2 separate regions of the Mus musculus genome follow, and region 2 is linked to region 1. Evidence: chromatin contacts called from ENCODE Hi-C or POLR2A ChIA-PET data. All regions are on one chromosome and are shown on one strand. Each heading gives the region's core, a stretch centred on a gene start or an enhancer-like site at or near the end of the contact. The rest is flanking DNA. Distances are from core to core; before and after follow the strand shown.

Region 1 (2,553 bases), core at 27-2,526:
TAAACACCAGCCTGGGAGGGCTCCCAAAAGGCCTCTTCCATTCATTCATTGAGTTTAAACACCATGTGTCACATGTTTTCTGAAAACGTTGAAGCCTTCCCAGAATGTTTCCACTACCGTCTCTTAAAGAGCTCCTCACAGCTTCCCCTCAGACCCCACTGTCTGGAAGCTCTTTCTTCTATTTAGCCTCCGTTGGTTTCTTGGGGACAGTCAGCAAGAGCTGGAAGGGGCAGTATTTCTTCCACTCTAACACCTCTGTGTGAGGAATGAGAAGTGCACTAACCGCCAGGCTGGGCTCTCATCCTCCACTGGTCCACGGCTTGGTCTGTGCAAATCACTGGGTTCTCCACCTCCCTGTCCCCACTGAGCCTCCTAAACATTATCTTTCCTAACTACAGGAGGTCACCAACTGTCCAGTGACATTGGGGGTATCTGTATTCTAGAACACCCTTATGTTTATTTATGCATACATCTCCTACTCAAAAAAGGGACCCCTATAGACTGCGGAGCACGGAGCGTGTGAGTAGAGTAATCTTTATCCAAATTTTTCTACAATGAGTTCTCAGGAGCCATGCACAGTTCCAGGTCTTGAGGTGAACTTTGTGCCTTTCCTTCACACCAGGGTCTCGGTGGCAAGGGATGATCTGGGAGGCAGAGACCTCAGAAGCTACAGCAAGGCTTGCTGGAATGAGATGCAATTAGCCAGGAACATGCTCCGTCGGTGTAGTTAGCAGAAGAACGTCAGGTAGGAGAGAGGACGCAACTCCAACCTCCAATCTGGTTTTCTTGGGCTAATCCTAACCAGTAGAGTCCGGCTGAGCGCCCTGCAGGAGAAACTCACCTGAGGTTCCCCATCCGGCGCGCGCAGAGAACGGCTCCCTGCAGCGCGCCGCGGGCGTCGGGGTCCCGGGTCAACTCAGGTACGGGTGACACACCTGGGGGAGGCGTTTACAGCAGATTGGGTAGAACCACGGCGGCAGGGGTGGGTGGTGGCTACATCACGGATCATCACAGGCAGAAACGTGGATTTGCACACACGACATCATCAAATACTGTTCCACGGAAGGCAGACGCCTGTGCTGCACTGTGGCTGGCGGTCCTGGAGCCCCTCACAAGGCAGGGCCTCCAAGGCGACAGTGCAGTGGTTGATTCCAAGTCAAGAAAGTTTCAGGGCTTCAGAGGACTGAACTTAGTGGGCGTGGTTGAGGGGCAGGGCGGTCCGGGGGCGGGGCCTTGCGGGGGCGGGGCCAGGTGCTGAGCAGTCTCTGCTTGTCAAAAAGCTGCTGCCGAGCCCTAAGCACGGGAAGCGCCGAGCTGTGTGTCCACCGCCAGACCAGGTGCGGATCGGGGTGCAGGGGGAAGGGGGTTCTGGGTGAGTGGTTAGACCCGGGGCAGGCGTCTGGGATCTAGAGGTCTCAGCGTTCGGGTGCAAGCGCTAGAGTCCAAGACTCGGAAAGCAAAGTTGGCGACTGAGATCCGGGCTGTGGTGCCATGAGGTTGGGACTCTGAGAGGGCACCCAAGTCTGAGAAAGCTGAAGTTCGTACGAGGCTGGCGAGGGGACAGCCACCTCCGCGATGCTCAGGCGGCTCAGCGTGGGAGTCCTTAGCTAGGAGGGTGCTCAGCGCTGGACAACAAGAAGCGTTTGTTTCTTTCCTGGGACGGGCGCTTTGACTTGGAGTGGAGGAGTAAGAAGGGAGTGATTGGCTGTCGATGGTGCTAAGGTCTCTGGAGGTGGAGTGTGTAGAGCCTGTTTATTACTTCGCGGAGCCATGTGTGATCACCAGTGATAGTGGAGTGGAATCTTTTATATGGAGTTTTTTCCTTTTGTGCTTGCCTTTCTAAAACCGCCGGTGCTTTGAGACCAGTGTGCTAGGTTTCTCTTTCAGGAGAGCCTGTCCACAGATGTCCAGAGGGACTCGAGGGTGAGCGTGGAAATTGAGAAAGGGGTTTTAAGGACTAGTTTCTGTTTGGAGAGTGAAGGGACTTGGATGCAAGAGGCGAATCTAGGTAGGATCTGCGTGTGATCTCCAAGTCCACTGTCTCCACTATGACTATCCCCTACCTGAGGCTGAATCTGCCTGGGCTCTGGGAGCCTTGGCTCTCTGAGTCTGAGCAACCCTCCTCCTCCTGCTGTTCCTCCTCCTTCTGCTCCTCCTCCTCTTCCTCCTCCTCCTTCTCCTCCTCCTCCTCTTTGTGGTGAATGAGTCAGCCTCCTGTCTGGGCCCAGCAGCGGTAAGAGGGGCCAGAGCCTAGGCAAGCAGTTGGGCAGGCATTTTCTGGGCATTGCAAATGTTCCCTTGGACAGAGTTCAGGTCTGCCTCGATGCCCCGAGGAAAGCCATCTTCTTCATGACACAGGAGGTGGGGGGGGGGGGAATGTCAGCAAAGGCTGATGGGCAAGGGATGATTCCAGGAGATGGCCACGAAGAGACAGTGGCTTTGTGGTAAATCCTCACCTCTTCCTATTCTTAAGAACTAGAGGCACATCCCAGTACTGTGGAGTTACCAGGCACTGGTTCCATTTCTACCTTGTCAGGTACCCATCTTGTCCCG
Region 2 (2,553 bases), core at 39-2,538, 56 kb before region 1:
TCTTAACTGGGTTTACTGAAATGTGAAGACCCTCCCTAAATGTGGGTGGCACCCATTTCATAGGCTGTATCTCTGAATGAATAGGGAAGGGGAAACCAGGTACGAGCACTCCTCGCTCGCTGTTTGCTGTGACTATAAGGTGACATAAGCGATTTCAAATTGCTGCTGTTGTATAACTTGTCCTCAGTGATGGAGCTGTGACCTGGAGCTGTGAATCAGAATAAACCTTCATCCCCTAAATTGCCATTGTCAGAGTATTTTATCAGAGCAACCAGAAAAGAAACTAAGGCATTAATAAAGGAGTAGAAATGAAGAAGAGAAAGGGTTCCGAGTGTAAGATTTAAAAAAAACAAAAAACAAAAAACCTGGAGTCTGTCCATTTATCAGGGCAGCGGAGCTGGCTACAATTCAGGGCGGGCTATGACTATGGAGGGCTGGCTGGAGCAGATGCCAGAGTGCTTTCCGTGTGATGGCCGATGGTCTCACCTGCTGGGATGTAGCCTGCTCCTTGGCAGGTGTGACAGGTGATGCTATTTCTCCCAGTGAACTCCACATAGGGGAACTGAGCGATGGCTTCCTCCTGATCTCTATCAGCCAGCAAGTCCTCCGGGTTGTCATCCTTCTTTCGCTGACAAAATGTGAGGGCAGAGGAGTGCTGAGACCCCATGTGTCATCTCCTATATGGGGAGGGGGGTGGTGAGCGCGTGTTAGTGTCCATGTGGGGCCGCTCTAGAGGTAAAAAAAAATCACTTCTGCATAAAGTGCAAAATACTGAGCAAGAGGCTGTTGTTCTAAGTGTGTGCCTGTGTGCGCAACACTGGCAGTTCCTACTGCGGCCTTCCTTTTGCAGCAGTGTCCCGTGTCGTGTCTGGCCTCCCCTCCCCCTGGAATAGGACGGCCCTCGCTGGATTAGGCTCTCTGCCCGGAAGACCCCATCTCCCCTCCTGCTCCCCCACCCCACCCCGCCGCTTCCTCCCCTCTGTTTGCAAACTCAAAAGGCAAACAGGCTGCACCTCGGGCACACAAACAACAGGCACCAGATTAATTAAAGGCCTCAGCGATCCCCATTCTCCTCCACTCCCAGCCGAGGAGGCGGGCTCAGGTCACGCCCCCGCACAAAAAAAGCCACGTTCCGAACGCGTTCAGGCCTCCGAGGCTCGGGAACGCGGGCGCCCCCGGACCTGTGGCGCACCAACTGCTGGCAGTTACTCCCGGGACCACTCCTCCCTCCACCTGCCCGCTCCAGCGAGTCCTCGGCGCGCCTCCGCCCGTGCGCACGCGCAGAACCGCAAGCCCGCCCGAGGACCCGGGCGAGCGCGAGCGCCTGCGCCTGCGCCCTGAGCTCCAGCGCGTCCCTCCTGCCGCGCAGCGGCAGCGCACCTACCCACCGGTAGGGGGCGACAGAGAACCGCGGAGGTGCTCGGAGACAGAACGTCGCTCCTCTATACCCCCAGATCTGAGCTTCCGGATCAGAGCGCTTCTGTGTGAGAGGAGGACGGCCAAAGCCATTCTCTCCGCACAGGGACACGGGGCATAAAGAAACCCAAAACCCAGAACCTGTACTAGGTCCCGGCAGAGGATCTGAATGCCTAAAGAGCTTATGGAGAACCACTGTGACAAGGGGCCTGATTGGAGGCAACTTCCATCGGAGTCCTGCTGGCTAGTCAAAAGAATGAAACCCAAAGCTAAGTTTTGCAAGGTGATCCTATTTCAGGACCACTATCCACAAAAAACGTGGGATGGGCATAAAGGGTTTGAGAGCTCCTCCGAAAGCTAAAGTGCCACAGAAGCGAAATGAAACTGGCGAAGAGGGCTAAAGAGCCCTGTGTGATGGTGCACGGGGCTTCCAGCATCTGAGAGACAGCAGGATCGCCACAAATTCAAATTAGCCTAGAACGTGAGTTTGAGGCCAGCCAGCAAAGTGAGACCCTGTTTTAAGAACAGCAAGAGAAGATTTATTTTATTTAAATGACGACCCTGTAGCCGTCTTCAGACACTCCAGAAGAGGGCATCAGATCTCATTACAGACGGTTGTGAGCCGCCATGTGGTTGCTTGGAATTGAACTGAGGACCTCTGGAAGAGCAGTTAATGATCTTAACAGCTGAGCCATCCCTCCAGCCCTACTTCTATGTCTCTTACTTAAATAAATCTGATGATATTGGGAGAAATAAAGGCTAAGCTAAAAACATATTGTTTGGTTGCAGTTAATGAACTCTGGTGATACTGTTCTGCCCAGTTTGGGGGAAGGTTGTAGATTTTTTTCTAGTAAAAATTCTGTGTCTCCTTAAAGTAGATAGAGACTCAGCTGATCCTCTCACTCTTCCTGTCTGGACTGTGAGCTTGGTATTAGAGATTAAAGTAGCTGTGTTGTGACCAAGAGGCCATGAGGAACTCTGGACAGAAGGATAAAAGAAATCAGGTCCCTGATAGAATTCTGATCTTCCTAGATTTCATGTTCTCACAGTGGGACACAATCCTAATAAATATAGACACAGCGCAAATAAAGAGGAAAGCTTGGTCTGTTAGTTGGTCTTGGTTTTGGAGTTTTTGTT

The links. Hi-C counts contacts between places; a loop is a spot of excess contacts on that map. ChIA-PET counts read pairs that join two places held with the same protein, here RNA polymerase II (POLR2A).
Region 2: POLR2A ChIA-PET joins it to region 1 with 23 read pairs in Patski. The contact joins the promoter of Tmem106c here to the promoter of Vdr in region 1. A Hi-C loop is called at or near these places in 2 of 37 maps with a recorded cell type or tissue (both heart). POLR2A ChIA-PET finds 5 or more read pairs at or near these places in 2 of 5 experiments (Patski and embryonic stem cell).

What each region holds. Positions count from the first base shown.
Region 1 is chr15:97,907,019-97,909,571 of GRCm38, reverse strand. Vdr (vitamin D (1,25-dihydroxyvitamin D3) receptor) reads left to right here and starts at 1,276. Exons shown (of 10, transcript NM_009504.4): 1 at 1,276-1,337.
Region 2 is chr15:97,962,964-97,965,516 of GRCm38, reverse strand. Tmem106c (transmembrane protein 106C) reads right to left here and starts at 1,288. Exons shown (of 8, transcript NM_001252153.1): 1 at 1,182-1,288; 2 at 487-677. The coding sequence starts at 667.